Linked DNA regions of Mus musculus: all the other regions are linked to region 3. The links are chromatin loops, found by intact Hi-C in ENCODE. Cell type or tissue: heart. All regions are shown on one strand. Links, peaks and the distances in the headings refer to the core of each region. The heading gives the core; the rest is flanking DNA.

Region 1 (5,254 bases), core at 766-4,765, 140 kb before region 3:
TCCAAAGTTGTCATTAGATACACTAATGACAGTGTCTAGTGTGCCATCCTTCTTGAAACACTGTGTCTTTAATGGTAGTTATATCTATTTTTTAAATTTTATTTGGTTCTTGGGGCTGAGGAGATGGCTTAGCAGTTAAGAGCATGTGCTGCTCCTGCAGAAGACCCCAGTTCAGTCCCCAGAATCCATTTAGTGACTCACAATCTTGAGTAATTCCAGTACCAGTGGTTCGGTTCTGATGGCCTCTTTTGGCTTCTTTGGGCACTTGCAGGTACATTTCACACATACATACAACAAAACATACATATGTAAAATAAAAATATGAAAATAAGTCCAGTTCTCTTTACATTTTTTGGTTCTCTGTATTTTATTTGTTTTATGTGCTTTCCAATTCTCAATTTTAAGGACATTTATTTACATGTACATGTGTGATGCTGCGGTACACATGTGGTAGTCAGAAAATAACTTTTGGAAGCTGATTTTCTTTTTTCCATCATGTGGGGCCCAAGGATAGAACTTAGGTGGTCAGGACTGACAACAATTGCCTAAATCTGCTGAACCATATCACTGGCCCTCATCCTGTATATTTTCTTCTGAGACAACACCACTAAAGCTTCTTAGAAGATATCAGTTAAGAATATTTTCTTGCTATACCCCTAGAAGTCCAGCTTATCTGCTGGAGGACCTCAGAACATATGGAGAATGATAGCTGGTCTATCTTTTCTGTATCAGATATACTTAACAAAATTCCACTGGATTTTAGTCTCCACCAATTTTCATAGAAATTTCACTTAGCAGATGTAGAAATATACCTTCATAATTCCCAGATTTAGAGACCTTTCTGATGGCCACTAGTGGCCATTAGTTGTACCCCTCCCTGTCCTCTCTTGACTGGCAGTGCCTTAGGCTGCTTATAAGAACCAGAAAGTTGGGAGTTAGTTATTGGGCCACAGTTGATGTCTTAAAGAGGTATGGTTCTCCTGCTAATTTTTTTCTTTTGAGATTTATAACAGTAACTTATCACTAAAACATTTTAATAGTCACTTAGGATGTGACTACAGTTTAGTTTTAAGATGACTATGGCCTCATGTCTGTCTGTCTGTCTGTCTCTCTCTCTCTCTCTCTCTCTGTGTGTGTGTGTGTGTGTAAAGGTCGGAGGTTTTATGGTGTGGCTTGAGGTCTGGAGTAGTATTTACCTACAACATAGTTATTATGTATTTCTAATTCATCCCACATGATAACAAAATAGTGACTAATACTGAAAAGTTCCTGTCCTTTATAAATGGGCATTACAGAAGAAAATGGGTCCATAATTCATTCAGTTCCTAAGTCCAAGAGAACATCGGTGAGCATTAGAAGAGTATGTGCCTGCCTGGTTCTGTAGCACCATACAGCACCGAACTACATGACGCATGCTTTTGCTTTATGCAGGAAATACATACTCATTTTCTTAAAGCCAGAAACTACTTAACCATTCTCTGAACTTCATCTGCTATTATCTAGACTCTCTAATTTTTCATCTCTATTTGTTGCTTCCAAATGTAAACAATTTTACATTTTCCAAAAGGAAAAATATGGAAATCGACCTTAGCTGATGCCTGGGGGCAGTCTCTCTCTCTCTCTCTCTCTCTCTCTCTCTCTCTCTCTCTCTCTCTCTCTCTCTCTCTCTCTCTCCCTCTCTCTGTGTGTGTGTGTGTGTGTGTATGTGTGTGAGTCAGGAGGCAGGGCACAAACTGTGAGCAGCAGAAATGGTTTGTAAGCCTTTAATGAGTTGTGCTTTGGAGTTGTTGCATTTTTGGATTTTAGGAATCTCTTTTTTTCTGCTTTTTGGGGGTTGTGGGTTATGGTTGGGATGGGGATGGAGGTGGGTCATGGGGGAAAGTTCCAAGGAGAATCTTAACACGAACTTGTTACAGTTATTTTTGTCTTTTTTGAATTGCAATCTTCATTATCTGGAGACCTATGGGCACTGTGAATACTTGAAGGGGATGTATAAACTTTCTCATTTTTCTCGACTCTCATCTTTCTATCGACCCAATTTTCACAAGTCAGAAAAGGCTCAATATGCCCATCAAACCTTCATCGAATTTTCTTTAGAAAATTCAGCGAAGAAAAGGAGAAGGAAAGTGAAAGGGAGACAGAAGGGTGGTGGGGAGAGGAGAGGGTGTTGAGAAGGGGAAAGAAGGAGAGAGAAAATGAAAGAGCACTAAGGTTTGCAGAGGCAGGTTCTCAGGACAGCCACAGAGTGGAGCTGCTGGCTCCCACTGGCTCTGGGAGCTGCCAATCCCAGTGTAATCCCGTAAGAATTTCTCCCTGGTTTTATCATGGAGTCCTGGCAACCTCCTTTCCCCCAGTAGCTGGGAGGAACCTTGAGGGCCAGGCTAGGAAGGGAGGGAAGGTGGGGGCGGTAGAGGCGGAGGCTGAGCAGGACCAAGACCAGGACTAGGACCAGGGAGAGGACGCGGAGATGGGTGGGGTGAGATCGAGGGGAGGACCCAGGAGGCGGCGGCGCATAGGAGGGGCGCTGCAGCCAAGCCACCAGCCTAGCTGTAGAGTGCTGTACTCCACATACTCCTGGAGATCCAGCCCCGCAGATCGCGCATCCCTGCCGCCGTTCGCCTTTAGGCATCCTAAACTTGAGCGGCAGCTCGGTTTCAACCGATCGACTGCTTGCTTCAAATCAGACAGCATTGCGACCCAGACACCGGAGTCCGCCGAGTGAAAGCACAACGCAGAGTAGGACAAGACCAAGAAAACAGCCACGCGAAGCAGCAACTCTAGGTTGGGAGTGCAGAAGCCAACAAGTGAGAAGGCGCCGCGTTTCCGGGGCGCAGCTAGAATGCTAGAGCAGGCGCCAGAGAAGACAGCTAGAGTCGGAATCAGAGCCCAAACCTCTCTCCTGGAGGCGGCTCAGCTTCTTTCTTTTCTAGACCTTCTTCGGTTGCGCTGGGCTTCCTTTTATCCGGGTAGGAGCCACATCCCTGGGGAATATGCAGCGCGCGTGGATCCTGCTCACCTTGGGCTTGATGGCCTGTGTGTCCTCAGAGACGGTGAGTGGGCCCAGCCGGGGAAGTGCACTGTTAAGAGTGTCCGGGCAAATAGAAGAGCCAGAGGGTAATTGGGGGATGCTACCTGGGGGATCTGCCAACCCTGAACGTGGGGCTGCCTAGGATCTACTGAAACAAATGAGCTTGCTTTTCAACCACTTGCCCCTGGGCTCTTCCTTTTCCCTCTTGCACAATTGAGCTGCTACAGGGAGTTACCCAAGCCATGTCTTCAGGGGGTGGGAGCACAAGACTTGGAGGTTAGGGACCCCACAGGTCCTTAAAGTCATTTCCAGCTTTCTGCCTTGGGGGATTTTATGGTGTAGTCTAGGAAGGACAGAGGGCTAAAAGTTGCAGGTTACTAGAGCACCACTGCGGGCCAGGAAAGGATCCAGTAAGCTCTGTGTACTGGACAAACCCCAGGGATGAGTTGGAAACTTTGGGGAGGATCTGTTCCTCTGCACACATCCCCCTACTCCAGGCTTTGAGCTTGACTGAAGGCAAGTTTAGGGAGATAGGGTCCATATTAAGGAAACCGAGAGTATCAGGAGTGAAAGTTTCTAAAAGTGCATTTGTTTAATGCTCCCTGTGGCTGTGGCAAGGCGCCTACATTAAGTAGAGATGCAGTCCTTGGTCTATTCTGAGGCTCCTGGCCTCATCGAGCTTTTGGGAACAGGCCTGGGCTCTCTGGTTTCTGGGATCTTCCAGGAACCCTCCGAGTAGAGCGAAGCCCCTGGCTGTAGAAGAGAGATGTAATTTCTCAAGATTTAAAGATGAGGGTGCTTGTGACATTGCTTTGGCCCTCAGATCCTCCAGCTGCTGGGGGAATGTAGATTTTTGTCCTGCCAACCTCATACTCCTTTGGATCCCATATTCCCATGAAACTGTCTTCTTCCACTACTAGCTTAGGCTCATGACTAGTGTGCCAGCCCCTATTTAGGCCACTACAGCTCTATTTTGGCAGGTGGAAGTCCAAGCAGCTTCTATTGACATGCAGTCCCAGGGCTGCAGGCTCAATTAGGGAGTCCTCCTCTTTTCTTTACTCTTGTTTCCTATGCCATTCGTTTGGCATCCAGTAAGTTGCCCAATTTGAATTAATAAAAAAGCCCTTAGCTGGGTTGGATAATCTCCCCTTTTTGACCCTTGGACGATTGGTAAACCTTTTGGCATTCAGGAGAATAAGGACATTTGTGATCAGCTATAGAGTGGGGGCACTGCTGTGTGGGCTAGAAGGTCATTGTACAGAGTTCGAGGCTGGGGAATTTAGAATTGGAAACTGCATAGGATAGTTGGGTATTTGAGCGATTATGATGTAAAAACACAACTCTGAGACTTACCAGAATTTCTCACAGCAAAAAATGTTTAATCCAATGAAATCAGTAATCTCTCTTGGCTAGTTCTGAACTTTGGTGTGCTGTAAACTAAATTGGAGCTAGTCTGTGTGTATTTCAAAGGAAACAAAACAACACAAAACAACAGGAACCATTGCATTACATAGCTGTGCAAAACTGGGCAAAGGGAAAGCTCAACTGAATTATTGTCCAGAGAGAATCTTGTAAACTGAGCAGAGTTGGGGACCTTTTCTTTGCAGAACCTGGTTCGGAGATTTGCTAGGAGAAAAGCCCTTGGGAGCTTCTGTATGGCTTTGATAGCTTCTTAAGACCTGGTGGGGTTTGCTGTTGTTTGTTTACCCTTAAATGTGCTCCTCTCCTCTCCCTGCCTTATTTTCTCTGAAATCTCTTATGTTTGGGGCTCTACCATTTTCTCAGTTCAAAACAGAATTGAATGTTTTTCAAAAGAGCAGCTTTATTGGAAAGATTCTGTTTTGAGCCCTTGCACTATCATTCAAAGGGTGATTAAACATTTTTGAAATGTCAACTTGAGAATCCTACATACAGCCTTTGTTGGGCAGTGAGTCAGTCTTTCTCAGTAAAAGCTGTTTCCAAACCCAAACCAGCTAATTGTCCATTTACATTGCTTTCCTGTCTCTATTTGCTTCACCTAGAGTGGTATAAATATACCCAGACTTGAAAGGCATGATTTTTTAAGTTAGCTATTACAGAACATTATTTCCAGCACTTTGTATTTTAATTTGGAAACCGCTGTAGCGTCCTGGATTTAAAAGTAGTGATTGTCTGAGCTCTGACTCCTTTTGGCAAGAGTGGAGAAATATCAGCAGCTAGTAAATTTTTTAGTTTTATACTTAGCTC
Region 2 (5,254 bases), core at 648-4,647, 770 kb after region 3:
TACATACACCTTTAACTCTCCCATCCCAACCCTGAGTAAGGTCTCTTCTGTCACCTTCATCACTAAGAGATAGGATAACTATCTCTGCAGCATCACAATGCATTTCTATCAAGTTTTACTGACCCACTCAATACCAGGTTCATACCTATCTTGCCCTGATTCCCTTGCCTATTTTCTCAAGGACCCCCTCACAAAGGTAAGAATGAAGTCTTCCATACCAGCATGGGGGCTGGCTTACAGAGTTCTACTTTCCAAAGAAGATAAGTCAGAACACAGACAAACTTTGGTAGAGATGGTCCAGCTCAGCCTGCACACTTACCAGAAATATCTAGAACAGGTTCTGCCTGTCCTGTCCCCAGTAACACCTTGGGATTCTTCCATAGTGAGTACATTTGGGCTAAGAAACAAAGATAGCAAAGCACTACTGAGTGGGAAAGCTGGGGGCTGGGGACCCCAGTGGCATAGGCTATCAAATGAGACAAAAGGAAGAAGCCCCTGGGACTTAAAAAGAAACAGACAGAAGACACAAGAGACCACAACACTGCTGCCTTAGGGTTTCTAATTCTAGCAGATGCATACAACTTTAGAACTACTGAACAAAGCCAGGATTCAGGACCTATGTCTGACCATAGACTCTCTTGAGACCTTTTGGTTTTTCTTTATCCTATCTCAGCCTACTACATGAGTGTGCAAAGGAAGCCTCTTTCTGCCTCCCTAACTGTATGTAGAAAAGTCTGGTTGATGATTTTTTTTTTGTCTGCACTGTGATGCTATTTTAAAAGGCTGGGAGAGGGTTCATAAGGAGAGTAGGAAGTCCCAAGGTAGGTTGATAGGGAAGGAGACTAAGTTGCATGAAGGTGTGACGTAAACATGGGCATAGAAATGAAAAATCTCTCTTCCTCAAAATTCCTTCTTGTCCCTTCTTAGCAAGGAATAAGGAATAAGAGAAATGGCACAGATACCCAGTTGATAAAGATGTGGTCCAAAGCTCTACCCTTCTCAGGGCTCACAACATGAGAGCAACAAGCATATGTTCACAAATGCCAGGCTGCCCACCAATCTGACAAGCAGTAGGTTTTCTAAAGTCTGGGGAAGGTGGGTTTGTAGCTCATGCATTGGGAAGGTACCTGGGTCCATAGGCAGTTCTTGAGGTCTTTGATAAGCAAGATGGAGCCAATAACACCCACCTAGCCAACAGTCAATGGACTGACTGCAGTCAGGCATAGCCAGACCATGATGAGGGTTCACTAGCAGGCTGTCTATGAGGCAAGAAGAGATGTATGATGTGAACAGAACATATTCTTGTTTTCCCTTGTCCTCATCCACACCAGTAGTCTGCTGGACCTAGGCTGAAGTGGGAAACAAAATAGGAAGAACCTTGGTTGATGTCTCCATACCCACAGAATAAAAGCACTGGCTTCATTTTGTGATAGCAATAGAAAAATCTTGCCACTGATAACATGCATGCTTAAAATGGACACAAAGCCCAGCTGACTGGCCATGAAGTAGCATAGCTTGAATATCCATCTGGACAATGACTCAGAATGTCCAGGTGAAAGGAAAGTGGGAAGAGCCAGAGCCAAGAACAGGGACTGGATAGTGTAGAGAAAGTCATATATCAGAAGTGATTGATACACAAACAGTGAGAATGTCACACATGCAACACTATTGTGACAAGGTGAGGTCATGGGGAAGCAGAGAATATTATCACAAATGTCACATTCTTGAAGATAAGTCCAAAGTGGCTACCATGTATGGTATGAACAGAAGGCAGACAACCAAACCCACGTGGTCAGCCTAACAGGTCCAGCAAGAGGTGGTAGGGAGATCTGTGTCGGATCAGTTGGGCTGCCTCACTGCAGGTGCAGGGCTCAGTTTTGCTGGACCTGGCCTTTCTTCCTTTCCTTTCTCTCCACGGGCTTCTTCACTGATCAGGTAGTACTGTAGAGGATTGGGCCACAGGTCCTCATTAATTATCTCAACAATCTTGTCAGACTCAATAGAGCTGTGATTTGAAAACCACCCAAAGAAGCTACCATTGTTTTCTGGGTTTTCCTTGCTTAGGGATTGTAGATCATGGCCTGGGAGCCACTGGATTGGAGCTGAACGAGACACCACTTGACCGGATGGACCACAGCCATATTCCTTAATGAGCACCTTGTTTTGGAAATAGGGGTTTCGGCCAAAGTAGAACTTGATTTTGTAGCCCAACCTGGCAAGGCCAAGTTCTTCCACCTCCAGTCTGTTCAAATAGCTCAATACCTCCTTATCTTTGGTATTCAGAAAAGCTGACAGCTGGGGATGGTTCTGAAAAGCTTGCCCCCAGAAGCCCGGAATGCTCTGGATGAGGAGGTTCCGGCGCTCTAAGTGGTGAAGTCGCAACTGGCCAAACTTGCGTGAAAGCCTGAGATATGCCCTGTCAGCCTGTGCATTCATGGTCTCTAGCTTTAGCTGGACCGTCTCTAGGGTATCCATGCTGCCCACTGTCGCGGGAGACCCTGCCCCAGCATGCTTCTCTGTCATCTTTTTTTCCTCCCCCACTGGAGCAGCGGCGCACAACCCCGCAGAGGCCATCTTCGGCTTCCCACTAACTGTGGCCTGAGGTCCCCTCCCCGTGGCGCTCCGAGTATCTGGGGCCTTCCTCCCGGGGACTCGCCGATTTCCAATGCGGGAGCCGCGTCGCAGCTTCGCCAAGGCTCCCACGGTTCCCACGAAGCTGGTGTCGCTGGTCAGGCGCTCGGCGAGGGAACGGGCCCTCTCCAGGTCCGGATCAGGGGCCGCCAGCCCGCGCTCGTCTGCAGCCCGAGCCCGCAACGCCAGGCCGCAGTCCAGCGGGAGGCGGCAGGCCGCCTCTTCCCGCAGCTCGGCTGGTTCGGCGCCTCCTTGAGCTGCGCCGGCCTGCACCTGCGCGGCCGCGGAGTCCTCCCCGAGCCGCGGGCTCTGTGGTGGCTTTTCGTCGTGCCAGGCGTCTTCCGCAGCGGCCCGGACCCGGGCTCTGGCCCGGCCTTTGCCCCGGCCTTTGGCGCGGGAAGACTTTCGACCCCTACTCCGTCCGCTCATGGTGCCAGAGAACAAGGTTTCAAAGCCGCTACCAGCCCAGGGTCTCTACGAAGCTGGCCTCTCCATGGCAACCGTGACGTCACCACGGCAGGACCCACTGCACCCAGTGATTGGCTCCGCTCAGCGGCTGCGTACCAGCCCACCCTCACATGCTACACGCCCTTAGTCTTATTTTGCAGTTAGAAAGTTAGTTTCCACCTGTGCTTGGCCTTGGTAGTGTTGCTGACTCATCTCCTATCATTGATAGCAAGCGTGTCCCCAGGGGTTCATAAGACAGAGCCATTGCTCCTACAGTGACATCGTAAAGGCACCCACTACCGTCTCCATCAATTTTCTAAGTATTTTTCCTCTTCTGTTATTTTCTGTGACATCTCTCATAATTAATTGGTCATCGGCATGTCTGTCTCATTACATAATTATTCTACTGTAAGATTTGTCCCAACGATTCAACTCTAGGGAATGTGAAAGCCAGAACCATAATATTTATGTAAAATGACTTAGAAAGAATAAAAAAGTAACATACAAGGCATTTTACTGAATACTAATTTTACATTATCTCTGTTCTTGAAGGAGGTATTCTTGTTCCCAGTTTCCTGATAAAATGGCAACTGAGGGCTGGTGTTAGTTACATCTCAGTGATAAAACAGTTACTCAGCATGTGGGAAGTCCTGGATTCAGTCCTTAGTGAGGAGGAGGATTCAGTCCTTAGTGAGGAGGAGGAAGAGCAGGTGGAGAGGAGAGGGATACTAAGGAACATTCTGGAGACTATACAGCGAAGGAGAAAAAGGCTTGGCCTAATTATGTTACCATGCTACCATAATCTGTTGGCCCTTTGCAAATGGCTATGGTGACTCCTAAGCTGTTCAGCATGTTAACAAATTCCAAACTCCTTGCCTAGGCACAAATCCTCCAGCTGCCTCAGGTCTACACAGAGTAACGCTGTGAATCCCAGTCCAGAGCCAGAAATAACAGGCCTGAGTCCAAGCTCCTGTAATTGGGATAGGACACACATAGAATAAAAATACCATTCTAGGAGTAGAGAAGGATTTCCAGGTGAGATTTTTGAGACAGAGGGTTTACAGGAGTAGTGAGGGAGGGAGCCCTAGAAATTTTTCATAGCCTACAGAGAATCAGCCAGAAAACCTGTCTGGCACTCCTAAAGAAACCTCATATCCTATAGCAGGGCTACAGCACCATGAGTACTGAGGGAATGCATGACAAATGTGAAGAGAAACTTTCTGAGTGGATCTTCCAGGTTCAAACACCACAACACCCTTGCAGTGAAAAACAGAGAAGTAAGCCTAGCCGTTGGGCAGGATATGGAAGCTTGCTCAAGGTGCACAAGAACTACTAGATCAGCAACTAAATGTTAACAAGCTCTCGGCCAGCTTTTATTTTTATTTATTTTAGATATTTTCTTTATTTACATTTAAAATGTTATACCCTTTCCTTGTTTCCCCCTATCCCATCCCTCCTACCCACCTGCTTACCAGCCCACCCACTCCTGCTTCCCTATTCTGGCATTGAATTCTTCCCTACACTGGGGCATTGAATTTTCACAGGACCAAGGGTCTCTCTTCCCATTGATATGCCACAGGGCCATCCTCGGCTACATATGCAGCTGGAGCCATGGGTCTGTCCATGTATACTCTTTGGTTGGTGGTTTAGTCCCTGGAAACTCTGGGGGTACTGGTTGGTTCATATTGTTGTTCCTCCTATGGGGCTGCAAACCCCTTCAGCTCCTTGGGTACTTTCCCTAGCTCCTTCATTGTGGATCCTGTGCTCAGTCCAATAGTTGGCTGAGAACATCCACCTCTGTGTTTGTCAGGCACTGGCAGAGCCTCTCAGATATATGGAGCTCCTGCCAGCAAGTACTTGTTGGAATCCACAATAGTGTCTAGATTTGGTAACTGTATATGGGATGCATCCCCAGGTGGGGCAGTCTCTGGATTGTCTTTCCTTCAGTCTCTGCTCCATACTTTATCTCTGTATCTCCCTACATGGGCATTTTGCTCCTTAGGCAGCTTTTATACACATTAAATTTTAAGTGTAGAAGCCGGGGTTGGGGAGGTTGCTCTGAAACTAAGTAATAACTGTAACTAACCAATACATGTGAGTTCTAACTTTCTCAAAAGGCCTGCAGTTGCCTGCAAAGCTCCAGCTCTGACAGGTTTCCCCTCTAACCTTCTGTCCT
Region 3 (5,254 bases), core at 719-4,718:
CATTTTGCAAAACACAAGAAAATCAAGAAGAGGGAAGACCAATGGGTGGATAATTCATTCCTCCTTAGATTGGGAACAAAATACCCATGAAAGGAATTATAGAGACAAAGTTTGGAGCTAAGATGAAAAGATGTACTATCCAGAGACTACCCCACCCAGGGATCCATCCCATAATCAGCCACCAAACCCAGACACTATTGCACAATGCCAGAAATATTTTGCTGAAGGGACCCTGTTATAGCTGTCTTGTATGAGGCTATGCCAGTGCCTGGCAAATACAGAAGTAGATGCTCACAGTCATCTATAAGATGGAACACAGGGCCCCAATGGAGAAGCTAGAGAAAGTACCCAAGGAGCTGAAGGGGTCTGCAACCCTATAGGTGGAACAACAAACAATATGAACTAATCAGTACCCCCAGAGCTCCTGTCTCTAGCTGCATATGTAGCAGAAGATAGCCTCGTCAGCCATCACTGGGAAGAGAGGCCCCTTGGTCTTGCAAACTTTATATGCCCCAATACAGGGGAATGCCAGGGCCAAGAAGCGGGAGTGGGTGGATAGGCGAGCAGGGTGGAGGGAGGGTATAGGTAACTTTCGGGATAGCATTTGAAATGTATATATAGAAAATATCTAATAAAAATAACAAAACACTCAATAAAAGCTTTGCAAACCGAATCCAAGAACACATCAAAATGATCATTCAAGTAGGCTTCATCCCAGGGATGCAGGGATGGTTTAATATATCTAAATCCATCAATGTAATCCACTATGTAAACAAACTCAAAGACAAAAAACACATGATCATCTCGTTAGATACCGAGAAAGCATTTGACAAAATCCAACACCCCTTCATGATAAAAGTTTTGGAAAGATCAGGAATTCAAGGTCCATACCTAAACATAAATGTGCTGAACCATATCACTGGTTCTCATCCTGTATATTTTCTTCTGAGACCACTCCATGAAATCTTAGAAGATATCAGTTAAGAATATTTTTTTGCTAGACCCCTTTAACTCCAGCTCATCAGCTGGAGGACCTCAGAACATATGGAGAATGATAGCTGGTCTATCTTTTCTGTATCAGATATAATTAATAAATTTCAACTGGATTTTAGTCTCCACCAATTTTCATAAATATTTCACATAGCAGATGTAGAAATACACCTTCATAATTCCCAGATTTAGAGACCTTTCTGATGGCCACTAGTGGCCATTAGTTGTACCCCTCCCTGTCCTCTCTTGGCTGCCAGTGCCTTAGGCTGCTTATAAGAACCAGAAAGTTGGGAGTTAGCTTTCTGAGCCAGAGTTGATGTCTTAAGGTATGGTTCTCCTGCTAATTTTTTTCTTTTGAGATTTATAACAGTAACTTATCACTAAAACATTCTAATAGTCACACTTAGGATGTGTGAAGGTTTGTATATTCTTAGACTAGGGAGTGGCACTGTTTGGAGGTGTGGTCTTGTTGGAATAGGTGTGACCTGGTTGGAGTAGGTGTGTGACTGTGGCTGTGGGCTTAAGACTCTCCCCCAGTTGCCTGGAAGTCAGTCTTCCACTAACAGCCTTTGGATGAAGACATAGAACTCTCAGCTCTGCCTGTGCCATGCCTGCCTGGATACTGCCATTCTCACACCTTGGTGATAATGGACTGAACCTATGAACCTGTAAACCAGCCCCAAGTAAATGCTGTTTTTTATAAGACTTGCCTTGATCATGGTGTCTGTTCACAGCAGTAAAACCCTAACTAAGACAGGATATGACTACAGTTTAGTTCTAAAATGACTAGGGCCTCATGTCTGTATCTCTCTCTGTCTCTCTGTCTCTCTCTCTGTCTCTCTCTGTCTCTCTGTCTGTCTCTGTCTCTGCCTGTCTCTGTCTCTCTGTCTCTGTGTATGTGTGTTTGTGCATGTGTGCGTGTGTGTGTGTGTGTGTGTATGGGTATGTGTTTGTGTGAGAAAATCACAGAGCTTTTTATGGTGTGGCTTGAGGTCTGGAGTAGTATTTACCTACAAAATAGTTATTATGTATTTTTAATTCATCCTACATGATAACAAAATAGTGGCTAATACTGAAATGTCCCTGTCCCTTTATAAATGGACATTACAGAAGAAAATGGGTCCATAATTCATTCAGTTTCTAAATCCAAGAGAACATCGGTGAGCATTAGAAGAGTATGTGCCTGCCTGGTTCTGTAGCACCATACAGCACCGAACTACATGACGCATGCTTTTGCTTTATGTAGGAAATACATACTCATTTTCTTAAAGCCAGAAACTACTTAACCATTCATTCTCTGAAATTCATCTGCTAATATCTAGACTCTCTAATTTTTCATCCTTATCTGTTGCAATTTTACATTTTCCAAAAGTAAAAATATGGAAATCGAACTTAGCTGATGCCTGGGGCAGTGTGTGTGTGTTTGTGTGTGTGTGAGTCAGGAGGCAGGGTACAAACTGTGAGCAGCAGAAATGGTTTGTAAGCCTTTAATGAGTTGTGCTTTGGAGTTGTTGTGTTTTGGGTTTTGTTTTTCTACCTTTTTGAGGGTTGTGGGTTGTGGGTTATAGTTGGGATGGGGGTGGAGGTGGGTCATGGGGGAAAGTTCCAAGGAGAATCTTAACACTAACTTGTTACAATTATTTTTGTCGTTTTTGAATTGCAATCTTCATTATCTGGAGACCTATGGGCACTGTGAATACTTGAAGGGGATGTATAAACTTTCTCATTTTTCTCGACTCTCATCTTTCTATTGACCCAATTTTCACAAGTAAGAAAAGGCTCAATATGCCCATTAAACCTTCATCGAATTTTCTTTAGAAAATTACAGCGAAGAAAAGGAGAAGGAAAGGGAAAGGGAGACAGAAGGGTGGTGGGGAGAGGAGAGGGTGTTGAGAAGGGGAAAGAAGGAGAGAGAAAATGAAAGAGCACTAAGGTTTGCAGAGGCAGGTTCTCAGGACAGCCACAGAGTGGAGCTGCTGGCTCCCACTGGCTCTGGGAGCTGCCAATCCCAGTGTAATCCCGTAAGAATTTCTCCCTGGTTTTATCATGGAGTCCTGGCAACCTCCTTTCCCCCAGTAGCTGGGAGGAACCTTGAGGGCCAGGCTAAGAAGGGAGGGAAGGTAGGGGCGGTTGAAGCGGAGGCTGAGCAGGACCAAGACCAGGACCAGGGAGAGGACACGGAGGGGTGTGGGGTGAGATCGAGGGGGAGGACCCAGGAGGAGGCGGCGCGTAGAAGGAGGGGCGCTGCAGCCAAGCCACCAGTCTAGCTGTAGAGTGCTGTACTCCAGATACTCCTGGAGCTCCAGCCCCTCAGACCGCGCGTCCCCGCCGCCGTTCGCCTTTCGGCATCCTAAACTTGAGCGGCAGCTCGGTTTCAACCCATCGACTGCTTGCTTCAAATCAGACAGCATTGCGACCCAGACACCGGAGTCCGCCGAGTGAAAGCACAACGCTGCCCTGTAGGACCAGACCAAGAAAACAGCCTCGCGAAGCAGCAACTCTGGGTTGGGAGTACAGAAGCCAACAAGTGAGAAGGCGCCGCGTTTCCGGGGCGCAGGGAGAACGCTAGAGCAGGCGCCAGAGAAGACAGCTAGAGCTCGGAATCGGAGCCCAAACCTCTCTCCTGGAGGCGGCTCAGCTTCTTTTTTTTCTAGGCCCTCTTAGGCTTGCTCTGGGCTTCCTTTTATCCGGGTAGGAGCCACATCCCTGGGGAATATGCAGCGCGCGTGGATCCTGCTCACCTTGGGCTTGATGGCCTGTGTGTCCGCAGAGACGGTGAGTGGGCCCAGCCGGGGAAGTGCACTGTTAAGAGTGCCCGGGCAAATAGAAGAGCCAGAGGGTAATTGGGGGATGCTACCTGGGGGATCTGCCAACCCTGAACGTGGGGCTGCCTAGGTTCTACTGAAACAAATGAGCTTGCTTTTCAACCACTTGCCCCTGGGCTCTTCCTTTTCCCTCTTGCACAATTGAGCTGCTACAGGGAGTTACCCAAGCCATGTCTTCAGGGGGTGGGAGCACAAGACTTGGAGGTTAGGGACCCCACAGGTCCTTAAAGTCATTTCCAGCTTTCTGCCTTGGGGGATTTTATGGTGTAGTCTAGGAAGGACAGAGGGCTAAAAGTTGCAGGTTACTAGAGCACCACTGCGGGCCAGGAAAGGATCCAGTAAGCTCTGTGTACTGGACAAACCCCAGGGGTGAGTTGGAAACTTTGGGGAGGATCTGTTCCTCTGCACACATCCCCCTACTCCAGGCTTTGAGCTTGACTGAAGGCAAGTTTAGGGAGATAGGGTCCATATTAAGGAAACCGAGAGTATCAGGAGTGAAAGTTTCTAAAAGTGCATTTGTTTAATGCTCCCTGTGGCTGTGGCAAGGGGCCCACACTAAGTGGAGATGCAGTCGGTGGTCTATTTGGAGGCTCCTGGCTTCATGGAGCTTTTGGGAACAGGCCTGGGCTCTCTGGTTTCTGGGATCTTCCAGGAACGGTCCTTGTGGAGCAAAGCTGTTGGAGAGAGATGGAATTTTTCAAAATGGAAAGATGAGGGTGCTTGTGACATTGCTTTGGCCCTCAGATCCTCTGGCTGCTGGAGGGAATGTAGATTTCTGTCCTGCCAACCTCATACTCCTTTGGATCCATATTCCCATGAACTGTCTTCTTCCACTACTAGCATCCTTTCACCTCTGTGGCCCTGGAAATTTGATTTCTGGTCAGGATTGTGTTTCTGGGGTTGGAGTTTGTTTCTCTGCGTTGCCCAGTGTATGCACTCTTAGGCTCATGACTAGTGTGCCAGCCCCTATCTGGGTCACTACAGGTCTGTTTTGGCAGGTGGAAGTCCAAGCAGCTTCTATTGACATGCAGTCCCAGGGCTGCAGGCTCAATTAAGGAGTGCTCCTCTTTTCTTTACTCTTGTTTCCTATGCCATTCCTTTGGCATCCAGTAAGTTGCCCAATTTGAATTAATAAAAAAGCCTTTAGCTGGGTTGGATAATCTCCCCTTTTTGACCCTTGGACGATTGGTAAACCTTTTGGCATTCAGGAGAATAAGGACATTTGTGATCAGCTATAGGGTGGGGGCACTGCTGTGTGGGCTAGAAGGTCATTGTCCAGAGTTCGAGGGTGGGGTACTTAGAATTGGAAACTGCATAGGATAGGTGGGTATTTGAGTGATTGTGATGTAAAAACACAACTCTGAGTCTTACCAGAATTCTCACAGCAAAAGATGTTTAATCCTTTGAAATTAGCAATCTCTCTTGGCTAGTTCTGAACT
Region 4 (5,254 bases), core at 821-4,820, 160 kb after region 3:
GGCCAGCTCACACATTGGTCTTGACTTGGGTGACATATACTGGATTTCTTTTTTTTTTCCCCAGAGCTGAGGACTGAACCCAGGGTCTTGTACTTGCTAGGCAAGTGCTCTACCACTGAGCTAAATCCCCAACCTCCATCCTGAGTTTTCTATGAGCTTAGTGCTTTATGTCAAATCTGTTGTCTTCTAAAGAGTTGTTCACTTCTGGGACTAAAAGGATGGATGACAACTAGGATTTGGGAAGTATAACCAATTCTCCAAAATTATTTCACCAATGCATTCTTCCATACCTATGTGATAACCTGTACATTACCCTTATGATTGTCTTGTCAGCTTGATCTATAGAGCTTATAACACAATTCGGTATTGAGTGCCTATAGTGAATAAATATATCAGACTCTGTTTCCAGTACTCAAAATGCAATGGATATAATATAAATGTTGATGAATATTTGTCTCTATATAAATATAACTATTTTATTAAATGTACTAATTTTATGAGGCTGTGTCAAAAATACCTAAGAGAAAAAATTAAGAGAAAAAGAGATTACTTAGTTGTGGTTTCAAATGATTAAGCTCAGGGTTGCTTGGCTATGTACACTTGGATCACATCATAGAAGCAATGAGAAGCATGAGGAAAATGCAGAAAGGAGCAAAGAATGTGGAAGGAATTATGGGCATAACTTTCAAAAGCATCTTCAGAGTGATTTAGCTTTTCTAACTGCTGAAATTTCCAAAACTTCCCCAACCAGAACCACTAGTTGTGGACCAAGCATGCAAGACAAAAGATTTTGGCAGTGACTGTGCAGATCCACACTATAGTTGTAAGAAAAATGAGTGCATCACATGGCACATGGCTTAGTAGCGGATGTAGATGTAAGCATATAATTCCAGTGAGGTAAACCCCAGAAAAGAATGAAAGCACAGAGAAGGAGCTTCCCTTCCAGCAGCTTGCATGAGCCAAGTTCTGAGTTACTAGAGTATCTGAGTCAGAGAGAGCAGTGCTAAGAGCTATGGAGATCTACCAATGCCATTGTATCAGAAATGTAACAGTTCTAAAAGAAACAAGAATAGAATGAACACCAATGGGGAAAGATATATAGTAGATGGACATGAATAGAGTAATTAAAATCAACCATCTAAAGGGAGGGGAAAATGGTCCAGGACAATGTAAGCATAGATGGGCTCTGGAATCAAGCTATTTTAATTTACAACGTCAACCTGACCTCACAGGGTGTGTCATGACCTCTCTAGCTTTCAAATTACTCATCCGTGAAGTAGAAATAATAGTCATAATACCTAGCTCATAGGGCTGAGAAACACCCACAGATAATCCGCATAAAGTGTTAGTAAAAAGCATTCAATTAAAGTTCAAGTCTTGTCATTATTACATTGTGAGTCAATGACAGAGAACTTTTACAGCATAAGAAAAGGCTGGGAAGCATTGGGCACGGCATGAGCACGGCACTGCCATCTAAGCTATACTTAGAGAGACAGTCTATGGGCCGTCTTTACAGGTGCACGATGAGCTAAACACAGAAGTCGAGTGTAAGCAGCTAGAAGCGTCAAAAAGGTGATATTTCACTTGTTGCAAACCTGTAGGTTTGTTTTTCCACAAAACTAGAGTCTGTCATTTTATAGCTTTTCAGTTACCTTTGCTAGATTATTAATTTCATTTTACAAAATTAGCCTGTTGTAGGAGATTGGAAATAATCCAACCTATTCTTCATCAAAGATAGTTTCAGAGAAATGTAAATCATTGGGACTAGATATGACTCCCCAGGGACCATTTGTGGAAAGGCCAGCTAGGACCATGTTGAAAAGACCCTTGAATACCTCACAGAAGTGATATTTTGTGAAAGGCAACGCGACTAGTCAAAGTTTAGAGGGATTGTTATATTGTACATAGGTGAAAGGACTCAAAATGATTTTCTTTGTATATGCTTAATTTTTTCTTTCCTGTTTTTTAAGTATGTGAGTTTTCTTTTTCTTAGCATCTACCTATGTAGCCCAGGTTAGCCTGAAACTCAAAATATCCCTGCCTCTATTTTCTGTGTTTTGAGATAACACATACATGGATCAGCATGCCTAAGTTTTTCCTTGGTTTTGTGTGTGTGTATGTCTGTGTGTGTGTGTGTGTTTTAAGAGGAGAGACAGGAACTGGAAAGTATTTTACAAAGATAACTTTGATAAGAGTCTGGCTAAGTAAAGAAATTTGGACTTATCAAAACATAAAACATTAAAAACATGTGCACATGTTGCAGTTTGGACTTTATGCAGGTCCCCAAACTACTGAAGTCATGCAGTGACTTGATGTGTCAGGGTATACTGGTTCACAAGGGGGTCCTTCCTTTTCTCAGAGGAGAAGGGGGCAGAGGATAAAACAGGGGCTGTGGGAAGGGGGAGCTGAAAGCAGAGGGGCTACTGTGATCAGGATGTAAAGTGAATGAATGAATAGATAGATAGATAGATAGATAGATAGACAGATAGATAAATGGGCCAAAAATATGCGCACATGTACTACAAGAGTAGTATAGCATTGCTCTTTCCCTGATACAATGCCTAGACTGAAAATGACTTTCTGATCTCCTAGTTTTAGATCATGACCCCTGCCTTCATGATCACCTCCTTTCTTACAGTCTTTCAACTATTAAGGAAGGGAGAAAATAACCTGGTGCTTCATTTTGTTTTTGAGACAGGGTCTCATTTATTCTGTAGCCCTTGCTAAGCCTCAAAGTCCTGGGCCATCTTCCCGCATATCCATCCTCCCTAGCTACTGGGTGATTGATAACATGAACAAAATAACTGTTGAGTTGCTTTTGTTGGGAAGGAGTTTGACGGTTCCAACAAAGTCTCTTGAAGCCAGGCCTTGGGGACCCTACTTGCCTTAAGTCAGGCTCAAGGAGACCTTTCAGGGTCGGGTCCAGCCAGCCACAGTCTCAGTTAAAGCCCAGGCCTCGGGCCTGGCTGACGGTTGCACCTTTGTCTCCGCCCACCGGCCAGGGAGGGCTCCACAGCTGTCCTGGCACACAAAGAAGCCAGGCCTGCAGACTACTGGGGCTCCGGGCTGTTCCTGAGGCCTCTGGAGGCCCGCCCTGTGGCTCCAGTGCGCTCTGAGGACCTTCCTGGTCCCGCCCCCGAACGTGCCTGTGGTCTGCAGGCCTCACCGGGTGTTGTGGCCGCTGCTGCTCCGCAGAGCCTCGTGATCAGGTGAGTGCCCCCCAGGCTGTGGGTGACCAGCTGCTCCCCAGAGGCGGGAGGGTGGGCTGAGGTCAGCCGGCCTGGCTGCCAGAGAGCTTCCTGATCGGGCTGGAGTGCCCTTGCATAGGACGAGACTGCCTGCAGTTACACTGAAACCCAGAGGCAGAGACCAAAATTGCTGGTGCCTGTCTCTTCTTCAAGGTCTCTTGCACCGTCCCTGGACTGCCTAGGAGCTTCCTTCAAGGCCCTATCTGGAATTTTCCCTAGTCAACTGACTTGCAAGAGGCTTTACCAGGACGGGGTGGGAGAGCTTTGGTGGTTTCTTTCACTTTCTACCTAGTTCTGTTCTTTCATTTCTGATATGAAAGGCCCCATTTTCGAGTTGTCAGCGTCTGACTTGTCATACATAGTCGTACTCAATATCCAATAATTGACTGTGAAGTAGAACTGAATGAATGAAGTGGACAAATGCGTAGGAAATGCAGCAGAATGAGCAAAATATATGAATGGCACAGTGAATATGAAATGGAGACATCAGACACACAGGCTTTCGCCTCTGTTTTCTCAGAGTTAAGTGTTTTGCAATCTCTGTGGTTAATCAAGAGGAGTTTGATTCTTTGTAGTTGTTAGTTACTAGACTCCTGCACCTTATTATCTCCATTGGTTGGATTAAATATATTTTGCCTAAAACAAAATAACCTGAACTCTTGCTTGCTTGTGCTTTATTCTCCCCACTTTTGGTTTGAGCCAGCGTTGTTACCAAAATATATAATGTATTTACAAGGTACAAAGGTACATCTCAAAGCAGAACCATGTCGCTGACTTGTATTTAAATCCAGACACTTCTCATGAATCTAAGACTGGACAATGTCTATTTTCCTTAGACAAGGGTTGGTTTAGTTGCAGGTGAATGAAGAAAACAAAATATGTCACAGTGAGGAAAGTAATTTGTGTGCATGACACATAAAGAGTGCTTTAATACAGTTGATCACTGCTGTAGTTTTGCTTCCTAGACCCCAAGTTCCACAACCCCCCCCCCCCATAAAACCAAAATCAATGACTTTGAATTGTCACTTGATCTCTTTAGATTTTAACTTCATTATGTGTGTGTGTATGTACATGTGTGTATGGACCTGTGGTTAACACAGGTATCTTCCTCAAAGGTTTTATTCTTTAAATTTTGGAGACAGCACATCTCAGTGGACCTGGGGGTCCAGTGAATCTGCTAGATCAGTTGGCCAGTGAGCTCCAGGAATCCTCTTGTCTCCACCCTGCTAGTGCTGGGGTCACAGACATGTGCCGGTGCATATTTTTACCTACCTATTTCAAGTCTATCTGGTAGAGTAAATGTTTTGTTTAGTGAAAAAGACTGACTTTCTCAGGTTGTTTTCCCAAATAGCCAGTTGTGGGTTCATGTGTCATTCAACTATGAAATGTACAAGTTGATATTCATGGTGCTCTGACCACACACTTTTATTGTTCATTTAAACTTCTTACTTATATTACCCTACTAATCCTCACCGTAAACTTAAGAGCAAGGCAAACTTGAAACTCCTTTTGTCCTAACTATCAGAAATAGTACTTGAAAAATAGGAAGCCAAGACTCAGAACATAAGCAGATGGGATCAGGCAATGTCTGCTGTGAAAGTCTGTGTGGTATGGAAGACTGGTTTCCTTGTGTTTTCGAACATGTACAAAATTTGGATATTGTTACCATATCCAGTGAACTGTGAATGGGAGCCAGGGAGTAGGATTACTAAGGTGGATTTAGTTATTTTATTATTTTAAAAATTATTAGCCAGCATCATCAAAATGGCCAGTTGGTAAAGGCACATGCTTCCAACTCGAGGGAACTAAGTTTAATCCCAGGACCAGACACACACACTGCAAATTGTCCTCTGATTTCTACATAGTTAACACACACACAAATTGTCAGCCAGGTATGGTGACTCACAGTTATAACTGTAATGAGAATTGTTATAAGTTCAAGGACAGTCTGAGCATCCAAGTGAGATACTCTCAAACAAACAACAAAAACAACAAAAAACCTAAAT
Region 5 (5,254 bases), core at 269-4,268, 140 kb before region 3:
ACTGAAGGGCAACTAGGATAATCATAAGTTGGGAAAGAATTTTAAAAGGTTAGTTAGTTTTTTTCCAAAAGAAAAACTAATTTTCAAGCCTTCAGAACACCTCCAGACCTGATCATAGGTAGTTTGGAATCTTCTAGGGACTGTCTATTCTGGGGCTGACCTGGCTAAACAGAGCCCAGTCAACTCTGTCATCAAGGATTACAAGGAGTCTAGTCAAGCTATTGTGCTATTGGTGTGCCTGTTGGTTGTAATCCAACAGGCCCAGTGAGCAGAAGCTGTCCTTCCTTTGCCAGAAAACCAAATTACAAGATCTCGCCCATCTTTCTCTCCTTCCCAAGGCAGAAAGAAGGCTTGCCATCTTTCATACCCAGGCCAAAAATACATCCCAGTATCTCAAAGTCATCTCCTTCTTTCATGGAGTAGGAGCCAATGAAAAGTCTCAGAAGAAAGCCTACATCATGAAGAAGAGCTTTGACTGAAAACAAGGCCATCATTTTTTAACTTTTTAGGTTGCCATAGAGTTTTATTTCTAGCCTGGAATAAAATTGACTGGAATTTTGAAGAAATCCTTGATTCATTCATTTATCATGGTTCCCATCTATACCCTGCCTTTAAACTCACCAGGGTATTGACCCCTCCTTTTACTCAGCAGGTGGGTTTCCTGCTATGTGCTGGAATTAATCAGTGAGCAAGCCTGCAAATCCTCTCCATCTTCTTAGTAGCTGTATAGTTACCATCCTTGGCCTGGTGCTCGTCTGCTCTATGGTTTGCCCTTTGTTTATCACTTTGAGATGTTGGCTGTGGTCCAGAAACTACCTTGTGTACTGGTCGTCGTTTGGAATCTGCATTCATTGACCAGATTTGTAAGCTGTTCCATGCTAACACTGCTTCCTGGTTACTCCTTCTTGGTTACTGTTCTGATCCTTCCTCAGACATAGCTGAATTTAAGCATTCCCCCTTTAGTATGCTGTTCATTAGACCTCCTTTAATATTCTGTTCATTCCTCCTTTACTATTCTGTTCAATAGCTTTTCATGATTGTTCCAGCCAAACCTCTTTTATGCTCCTGTAAGTAACCAGACAGACTGACAAGGTCATAGGAAGTACATATAAATACAAATCTTACAAGTTTATCTCCAATTTTTGCAAGCAGAGCCTCAGTGTGTGTGGCTGGATAATTTGTATCTTTTACAAAGCATCTCTGATGGTTATAATGAGTCAGCTTCCCCTGGGAATCACAGGTTACTCCTTAATTATGGACTGTCCTGAATCCCATCCAGACCTCTCAGCTGTGACTGGGTTAGAGCAAAGCTAGTTTCCCTTGGGAAGCCAATAGTCCTGGGTTTCTGTGACAGTGCTTGCCACTCATCTATTATGGCCAAAATCACACAATGTATAAAGCTCCAAGCCACTTAAAGATGCATTTCTGTAAGTGAATTGGGCTCCCAAAATAATTTTATGCCATGTATTTTGACTGTGTGGAGGGTGCAGTTGGTGCATCTAGGAATAGCAGAACATACGACATAGTGTTCCCGCGTTCTCTCGACCGGCCAGGAAGAACACAGCAAACCGTAATCTTCTGCGGCAAAGCTTTATTGCTTACATCTTCAGGAGCCAGAGAGCAAGAAAGCAAGAAAAAGAACAAGAACAAGAAAGCAAGAGAGAGAAAAAGAACAAGAACAAGAAAGCAAGAGAGCAAGAATGAGAAAACAAGAGAGAGAAAAAGAATGGCAAAACCCCGTCCCTTTTAAGGAGAATTATCCTCCGCCTAGGACGTATTACTCCCTGATTGGCTGCAGCCCATCGGCCCAGTTGTCATCACGAGAAAGGCAGAACACATGGCGGGAAAACTGCCCCTGCACGTGTGCAGATTATGTTTACCACTTAGAACACAGCTGTCAGCGCCATCTTATAATGGCAAATGTGAGGGCGGCTCCCAACATCTCCCCCTTTTCTTTTAATAAGAGCAATAGGCCACCCATATTAATGAGAGTGGAGATAGAGGTCAAATCCCCAGTGTGCAGGTAAAGGAGCCATGTACAGGATTAGCTCTTAGGCTCACAGGCTTTTACCCAGAGCAACCCTGACCTGCTCCCGTGTCGTTTTTCCTGGGGGAAGGGAACTAGGACACTGAACCTTCATGAAAGATGACATGTCTCCCTAGAATAGGCTCATATATGCCGCAGAGCCTTTCTACTGCAGTGCTTAGCCGTGCAACTCTCTCGGGCTGCTGAAGCACACTCACTCTATCCCGTGCAATGAGACTAGCCTCGTGGGGTGCAAGAGCTGAATGGCCAGCGACCTATTGCTTAAGCATAGATATATCAGGGGAAGCACCATGTTCTAGAGCTGCAAGTGCCTGGGCAATAACCACCTTGTCTCTCCTAGTTTGGGCCTTAAGCTTACAGACCAACCAGAGAAGAAACACTAATCCACAGCAAAGTGTATCTCCAAATAATCCCACCCATACCCATTCTTTAAAGAAGGAAAATGCTGAGGAGATCCAATTGGGTAATCCTTTGATCAGGGACAGGTCCAAGCGCGTGGAGTTGACCTGAATAATGGCCAGTCTCAATTCCCGAAGGGTCTGTTCAAATTCAGCCGTCCAATTCTGTAACATATACTGAGAAAGACTTTTTAACAAATTAGCTGCCCTAGTAAATTTCTCATACTGAATGGAAGTAACCCATAATGAGAGGTCCCCCAAGCTCCCGACAAACCCTGAACCAGTCTTGTAAACCTTTGTTCTTTCTTGGGGCTATGGCCGCTCTGCATTCCTGCGTGGCTTGCTCATAAATAAGCTATTCTACCAGAGGTGCGGCTTGCTCTGAATCTCCAAAAATACGCTCTGCTGCCTCTGTCATTCTGGCCACAAAATCTGAGAATGACTCCTGAGGTCCCTGGACGATCTTTGTTAGTTGTCCAGTGGCCTCACCTGCTCGGGAGAGCGCCTTCCAGGCCCTAATAGCCTTTTCATCTGATTCAGAACTACTAAGAACTGGCTCCTTGAGCTCATCTAGTGATGAGTATAGGCTCCTTCTCCTAGAGACCTCCGCTAATTGATCTTTTTTCTTTTCCTTCCTTCTAATCTCTCCCCAGGTATTCTTACCTGACCTAAACTTTTCCTCAGGTTCAAGACCCGTGGAAAGGCCTATATACTTATTTTGTGTACAATATTTCCTCTTTGCTCCTACTCTCTCTCCCCGCTTTACTTCTGATAGATTGCCCTGAATTTCATCCAGAATTTTCAGCCCTGCCTTAACCGCTTGATAACATGTGAAAAGGAACAAAAGGGCTCCTAACACTAGAAAAAGTTCAAGGCCAAACATACCTTGTAAAGCTATTTCCCACTTTACTTCTGATAGACTGTCTTGAATTTCGTTAGAAAGTTCAAGACCAGACTTACCTTGTAAAGCTATACTTACGGGTACCCTGTTCCCCAGCTGAAGAGTTCTGAATTCACGCAGTTGAATCCTTCTCAACAGTCTGTGTTACGGGAACACTTCATTACCACCGTTCCCCAGCTGAAGAGTTCTGAATTCACACAGTTGAATCCTTCTCAACAGTCTGTTTTACGGGAACACTTCATTACCACCATTCCCCAGCTGAGGAGTTCTGAATCCAGGCTGGATCCTTCTCAACAGTCTGTTTTACGGGAACACTTCATTACCATGACCCGCAGTTCTGGTTCCAGAATGAGGGATCTTCCTTGCGCCGGTGATGGTAACCGTCCCAGGTTTTCTCGTCCCAGGTCTTCTCGTCCTAGGTCTTCTCGTCCCAGGTCTTCTCGTCCCGGGTCTCAGCACCAACTCTTACCCGCGTTCTCACGACCGGCCAGGAAGAACACAACAAACCGGAATCTTCTGCGGCAAAGCTTTATTGCTTACATCTTCAGGAGCCAGAGCGCAAGAGCGCAAGAGTGCAAGAGAGCAAGAGCAAGAGAGAGAGAAAGAACAAGAACAAGAAAGCAAGAGAGCAAGAATGAGAAAACAAGAGAGAGAAAAAGAATGGCAAAACCCCGTCCCTTTTAAGGAGAATTATCCTCCGCCTAGGACGTATTACTCCCTGATTGGCTGCAGCCCATCGGCCCAGTTGTCATCACGAGAAAGGCAGAACACATGGCGGGAAAACTGCCCCTGCACGTGTGCAGATTATGTTTACCACTTAGAACACAGCTGTCAGCGCCATCTTATAATGGCAAATGTGAGGGCGGCTCCCAACACCCATTCCTTTCCTTTTGTTTGTGTTCTTCACTATGAAATACAGATAAGTGTTCTTTAAGATCTCTAACCCTCCTGTGTCTCTTCCATAGAGACTGACACCATGTGAGGGAAGGGGTGGTGTCTATAATTCTGCTCTACAAAGCACAGAACTCAGTAGGAGCCAGGACCTGGTAAAGCATTATTAATTCTGAGACTTTTAGTCAGGGTGCTGGAGGGCTTGGCAGACATGAATTAATGGGCACTTTCTCTCAACTCAGTTTTTCTGGGCTCACTGATGGTAGGTAGTATGCTTGGGGTTCTCTGAATCCACCACCTCTAAGAGGCCTTGGCCAGGTTGTAGGATGGTGTCCTTGTAAAGCCAGTACCAGGGAATGCCAGGACCAGGAAGAGGGCTTAGGTGGGTTGGGGAGCAGGGTGGGAAGAGTGCATAGGGGACTTTCGGAGAGGAAATTAGGAAAGGGCTTAGCATTTAAAATGTAAATGTAGAAAATATCTAATAAAAAATCAACAAAAAAAAAGGACGGAAGGAAGGAAAGAAGGAAGGAAGGAAGAAAGAAAGAAAGAAAGAAAGAAAGAAAGAAAGAAATAGAAATACATTGTTGTAAAGTCACACAGTAAAACTGTTCAGCCACTAAAAATTCAAATTTACAAAGAAAGATCAGGGATAATTCAATATATTTAGACAAGGACAGATGGAAATAGCAAGGTGCAAAACTCAATTAATTATATGATCTGAACTTTGTGGAAAATATACATACAGAAAAAGCAGCCTGGAAAAATGTTTATCAAAATGTGTCAGTCATTGACTCAGGGTGATGAGCTACTAGTTAATTTTGTTCTTCTTTGTATTTTCTAAGTATTCCAGAATCCATATTCTCCCATCACCACCACATTTACTCCACTGCAAATCCCAAATAACAGGCCTGGATAAAGAAGGACTACATACTACTATAACACTGATCTCAATTTTCCCTGAACTCCGTCCATCCTGCATCCCAATTATCAAACTCTTCTGTTTGATTTTCTTATCTC
Region 6 (5,254 bases), core at 592-4,591, 1.1 Mb after region 3:
TTATATGTAGTGCTCAGAGCCAAGCCCAGGATTTAGGGCAGGAAAGATGACTCAGGGATTAGAAGTGCCCACGCCTTTTCAGAGGACCCTCAGTCATGATGCTCATAAGCTGTAACTTCAGAGGATGTGGTACTTCTGGTCGCTGAGGGCACCTGCACTCATGTGCACACACCCACAGAGACATACAACTCCAAACTTCATTTATTATAGACAAACACCAACTGAGCTAAATCACCAACCCTCAAAGTTCTGTCTTAGTTTACGGATTATAGTATATTACTATCAAGACGCCTTACATACGCATCCTTTTAATACATCAGAGCCTTTGCCTACTGTTTGCAAGGCTCTGGGTTCTATCTCTGGCATGAGAAGAAGAGAGAGAACAAGAGTGAGAGAGGTGCAGGTTCAACCTGCACTGTCTTTTCCCCATTTCTAAAATCAGCCACTTCTATTGGTCCCGAATCTGTTAAGTGAAGGATGGTTTTTAAGTCTTATCCATTTTTTTGTGGAACGAAAGATCAAAACCAGAGCCTCATACCTCAAAACTCTGGCCAAAGTAAATCTTTAGGCCTGTAATCCCAGCAGCTGGACGTAAAAGCAGAAGGATCAGGAGTTTAAGCTCGTTTTTAGCCATATTATAGATTCGGGCCAGCCTAGGCTACAAGAAACTCTGATTCAAAACAAAATTTTTAAAGCGTGCGTGTGTGCATGCACGTGTGTGTGTGTGTGTGTGTGTGTGTGTGTGTGTGTGTGTGTGTGTGTGACATCTGCTACTGTCCACAGCTTATGCAATGCTACAGAATCATACTCAAGCTTTGTATGTGCTGAGGAATCACTCTGCCAACTGAGCTAGATATCAATTCCCTGTATATTTTTATATTTTCCAAAAGAACAAAGAAGCAGTAATAGCCCAAACTTCTTATCTCAGCATTTGGGCATAGAAGCCAAAAGGTCATCACAAGTTCAGGCCAACCTGGTATTAATAGAAAGTTCTAGGCTGACCAGAGCTACACAGCAAAACCCTATCTCAAAAACAACAGCAAAAAAAGAAAAAAAAAGAAAAAAAATAAGAAAAATAGAGAAAAAGGAAAGGAAAGGGGGGTGAAGATGGACAATAAATTATAATTTCTACTCAACTCATTACACGCCTTATTTTAAATGTTATAGGATAAATGCCTAGATCATAGCAGGAACATACACTAATTATAGGTTCAAGTTTTTAAACGTTTGGGAGAACTTCTTAAACTGGGCCTATCTATATTTAAAATAATAATAATGATCACAAAACGAAATGCATATATCTTATGAACCAGCAAGTCAAAATCAAGTCTTTAAAGGTTGCTGGGAAATACTCGAAGAGGGCAAGACTCCATCCAAATGCATATGGTATTTGTGATAAAAAGAAAAAAAAAAAAAAAAAACCTCTAAGTCCCACCTGCCCAGGAACTAGGTAACTCTCTGGAATGCTGGGAATTATAGATCTTGGGAAATAACAAAACCTCATGGGAAAGTATGATGGCCAATAGGTTTCTCCTTATAGGCTCCCTGTAACACGTGACTTGAGGCCATTCTCAGACGGGGAATTCTTGCTTTAGATTTGACCCAAAACAGTGGAGTTGTTTTTTTCTAGTGATTCGCAAGGTTAACAATGGGAGGCTGTGTAGGCATAAAATGCAAATGCTTCTGGGAGAGGCCACATCACAGCCAGCACATGGGAACAAGGGTCTGTAAAATAAACAGCAAACACCAGTCCAGAAATGGATGATACCTTAAAAGATGATCTAAGTAAAACTTTCAGGAGAAGTAGAACAAATGAAAGGCATGCCATTGTCCCAAAAACAATAAAAGTGTATTTCTTTATTCCAAGCAGCTACCACCGTTGTCCCGTGCCTTCGAATACAAAGTAACATTTGAGGTTTTTTTGTTTGTTTGTTTTGTTTTGTTTGTTTGTTTGTTTGTTTGTTTGTTTGAGACAGTCTCACTATGAAACCCTGGCTGGCTTGGAACTCTCTATGTAGGCCAGGTTGGCCTGACACTCACAGAGATCCCCCGCCCTCAGATTCCCGGATGCGAGGATTAAAGACCTGCACCATCACCGCCCCAGACTGTCTTGTGGTGGTGGTGGCTGTGTCTGTTTTACACTGCCCATCATTTCTAGAAACAAGTGATTGCAGCTCCAGCTGCCGGCGTGAGGGTTAAAGCCCGTTCAGGCAGTTGAATCTCTGAAGAAGACAGGGTGCAGTGATTAGGAGGGCCAATGCTATCCCTTCACGCCTTTGGCTTATTCAGGTTGCTGGTGTTGCAAACCCATTTCTTTCCCTCAATGAGGGCGCCATCTGGTGGGAGAAACGGGCAAAGTGAGGCGCCACTGGGGAAATGCAAATCCAAAGTTAATCAAATAAACTAGCCACATTCTGAGAACTCAAAGGCCACATGTTGCTAGTGGCTACAATTCCAGAAAGTACAGACATAGTATCATAGAAAGGCATTGCCTGGGAAGCACTTCAGTTCCAAAGACTTTACAGGTGGCTTTTTGAAAGCTCAGATGCCTCAAAATGCGTGAGCTGGAGAGACTATTCAGCAGTTTTGAACTCTTACACACGATCAGAGTTTAGTCCCCAACAGTCATTCACATGACAGTTCCATTATAGCTCCAGTTCCACAAAATCTGATGTCCTCTTCTGGTCAGTGGTGATTTCAATGGGAGCGGCTCCCATGTTTGAACGCTTAGTCCCCAGCTGGTGAAAGGTTCGACTCAGAATGCAAAGAAAACAAGGTGCTTATAACTGTGTCTTTTGTAACATCCCAGAGCTAGGAAGAGACGATGTCAGAACGGCATCTGTCCATTCATCTTAAAGACCTCACTGAACCATGAAGTCCAACTTACAAAGGCTGACCCTGAGGAGAAAGTAGAGAGATGGACATACTTGAGCACAAGGGTCTCAGAGGAGGATATTCTTTCCTATGAGAGGGAAAGATGCACAGCCATGAAAAGACTGGGAAGAACCTCCTGCCTCACATCCTGCCTTTGGTGGTCCTGGGAAGGGGAGAATAAAAGACTACAGAGGGAATGATGGCATTGTTGTGATGGTGGTGGTTGTGGTTTTGGTTTGCTTTTTCTCTTTTGTTGTTGGTTTTGGTTTTGGTTTTGGTTTTGGTTTTGGTTTTGGTTTTGGTTTTGGTTTTGGTTTTGGTTTTGGTACAGGGTTTCTCTGTGTAGCCCTGGCTGTCCTGGAACTCGCTTTGTAGACCAGGCTGGCCTCAAACTCAGAAATCCACCTGCCTCTGCTTCCCAAGTGCTGGGATTAAAGGCATGCGCCACCACGCCCGGCCGGTTTCTCATTTTTATAGGATTGAATTACATTTTTTGTAAGACCAAGAGAGGGAAACAGGATCTTGAAAAATGTAGGAGACATGGAAGAGGTTTTTAGCAGTGTCATAAATGCTGAGTGAGTAGGGAGAAGGGTAGAGGTGGAACCGAGGCCAGGGTCTCAGAATAAAATGGGAAGGTGCAGGGGGTAAGGGAGAAGAAAGGAGACAAGGAGGAGAAAGATAGAAAGCCACAGGAAGGAGATGCCCTATGGAAGTGTCTCCTACAGTTTGCATGAGGAAAGGGAGGCACTTGCTTGCTGTGGTGGTTATCTCTATCAGCTTGATACAACCCAGAATCACGTAGAGGAGAGCCTTAATAAGGGCTTGCCTATATTCAGCCTAGGAGACTGGTCTGTGGGGAACTGTTATTATTATTATTATTATTATTATTATTATTATTATTATTATTGAGACAAGGTCTCACTGTGTTGCTCTAGCTGCCCTGGAACCCACTAGGCAGACCAGACTAACCTAAAACTCACAAATATTAACCTGCCTCTGCCTTCAGAATGTTAGGATTAAAGGCATATACCACCATGCCTGGCTGGGGAGCTATTTTAAGTATGTAAGTTGATATGGCAACGCTCAGCCCATTTCACGTGGCTCCTTTTTCCAGTCGAGGGATCCTGAACTGTATTAAGAGTGAAAAATCAAACTAAGCACGAACAAGCAAGCAAATGAGGATGTATGAATTCATGCCCCTATGCTCTTGAATGTGTATATGATGGGACCAGCTGCCTCAAACTCCTACTCAAGCTCCTGCCCTGCAGGGATGGACTGTGGCCTGGAACTGTAAGCTAAATCCTTTCTCTCCAAGAGTCATTTTTTGTCACGATGTTTCATCACAGCAGCAGATAAAAAGCTAAACACTAGAGTGCAAATGTAAGAGGGCTCTTGGAAAAAAAAAAGCATTAGACAAAACAAGTATTTTAATGCAAAATTTTAAAAATCAAAGTCGAAAATAACAACCCAAATTTCAAAATATTAAGTACAGACAGTTATAAACAGTACAGTGAGACCATTATTTTCCATTGTTCCACTGTTCTCAGACCCATTCTATTGAGTTCCTTACATACGAGTTTATAAGGAATAACAGTAGTATACAGACCAGTAAAGAACAGACTTGGTATACAGTTACAGTTGAGGACTGTTTACATGGTAATAAATTGTGGCATTCATGCTTTCTTAGTTACTATTTATATTTCTATTTTCTATTGATAAAATCAAGACAACTTATAGAAAAAAGTTTGTTTGGGCGTGCGTACAGTTTCAGAGAGTTAGAGTTAAGACATCATAGAGATGAGCAAAGGAGCAGACAGGCATGGTGATGGAGCAGTAGCTGAGAGCTCAAATCTTGATACATAAGCACAAAGCAGAGGGAGGGGAACTGAGAATGGTGTGGTTTTTGAAACCTCAGAACCCAGTAACACACCTTTTACAACAAGGCCACACCTCCTAATCCTTCCAAAACAGTTCTACCAACTGGAGACCAAGTATTAAAATATCTGAGCCTGTGGGAGCCATTTCATTCAAACTACCACATATATATAGGGACCAACACCTCTGGTTTTGACCAGGATCCTATATGGTCCAGCAGAGCACCAGGTAATTGACATTGACTTCCCTTAGTCCCATGCCCTTCCATTAGTCTAGGTCACTCATTCTGTACCAGGCACAATTGAGATCACTGAGGAGCTAGCCTGGTCTCAGAGAAGAAGAAGACTTCCCAAGGGAATTAGTTACTGTTGCCGTGCTAGAACACCATAGTCATGGCAACTTATAGAAGGGCTTATTTCACTTATGGTCCCAAAGGGCTAAGAGTCCATCACAGAGGGAAATGTGACAACAAGCAGACATGGTGCCTGGAGCAGCAAGCAAAGCG

Evidence for each region. A loop is a pair of places that touch in the nucleus more often than their neighbours do. Peaks named below come from ENCODE experiments on the same cell type or tissue, not always from the same donor. Only the 100,000 strongest peaks of a DNase experiment are listed, where the experiment ranks them.
Region 1: it touches region 3 in a loop (5-fold over the local background); 12 of 42 quality-filtered maps call a loop at or near these places.
Region 2: it touches region 3 in a loop (2.2-fold over the local background); 2 of 42 quality-filtered maps call a loop at or near these places.
Region 4: a loop joins it to region 3, with 4 times the contacts of the local background. A loop is called at or near these places in 2 of 42 quality-filtered maps.
Region 5: it touches region 3 in a loop (3-fold over the local background); 12 of 42 quality-filtered maps call a loop at or near these places.
Region 6: it touches region 3 in a loop (6-fold over the local background); 6 of 42 quality-filtered maps call a loop at or near these places.

The regions. Positions count from the first base shown.
Region 1 is chr15:32,776,381-32,781,634 of GRCm38, forward strand. It overlaps the pseudogene Gm32618. Among named protein-coding and RNA genes, the nearest start is that of Gm41289, 5.9 kb to the left of the region's middle. In heart, for the core only: a CTCF peak has its summit at 2,409; a DNase peak (open chromatin) is centred at 2,391; H3K4me3 peaks cover 1,181 bases; H3K27ac peaks cover 700 bases.
Region 2 is chr15:33,684,738-33,689,991 of GRCm38, forward strand. It overlaps Tspyl5 (testis-specific protein, Y-encoded-like 5), which reads right to left and starts at 3,146. Exons shown (of 1, transcript NM_001085421.1): 1 at 1-3,146. The coding sequence starts at 3,060. The coding sequence ends at 1,840. In heart, for the core only: no CTCF peak of the experiment used is centred there; DNase peaks (open chromatin) are centred at 2,604 and 3,134; H3K4me3 peaks cover 1,728 bases; H3K27ac peaks cover 1,042 bases.
Region 3 is chr15:32,917,541-32,922,794 of GRCm38, forward strand. Sdc2 (syndecan 2) reads left to right here and starts at 3,183. Exons shown (of 5, transcript NM_008304.2): 1 at 3,183-3,765. The coding sequence starts at 3,706. In heart, for the core only: a CTCF peak has its summit at 3,057; a DNase peak (open chromatin) is centred at 3,161; H3K4me3 peaks cover 1,280 bases; H3K27ac peaks cover 760 bases.
Region 4 is chr15:33,080,114-33,085,367 of GRCm38, forward strand. Cpq (carboxypeptidase Q) reads left to right here and starts at 3,016. Exons shown (of 8, transcript NM_176073.4): 1 at 3,016-3,209. In heart, for the core only: a CTCF peak has its summit at 3,013; a DNase peak (open chromatin) is centred at 3,108; H3K4me3 peaks cover 1,502 bases; H3K27ac peaks cover 1,249 bases.
Region 5 is chr15:32,782,442-32,787,695 of GRCm38, forward strand. It overlaps the pseudogene Gm32618. Among named protein-coding and RNA genes, the nearest start is that of Gm41289, 12 kb to the left of the region's middle. In heart, for the core only: no CTCF peak of the experiment used is centred there; no DNase peak of the experiment used is centred there.
Region 6 is chr15:34,019,845-34,025,098 of GRCm38, forward strand. Gm41290 (a long non-coding RNA gene) reads right to left here. Exons shown (of 3, transcript XR_875114.2): 3 at 2,316-2,898. Among named protein-coding and RNA genes, the nearest start is that of Gm41290, 15 kb to the right of the region's middle. In heart, for the core only: a CTCF peak has its summit at 2,346 (motif pointing left); no DNase peak of the experiment used is centred there.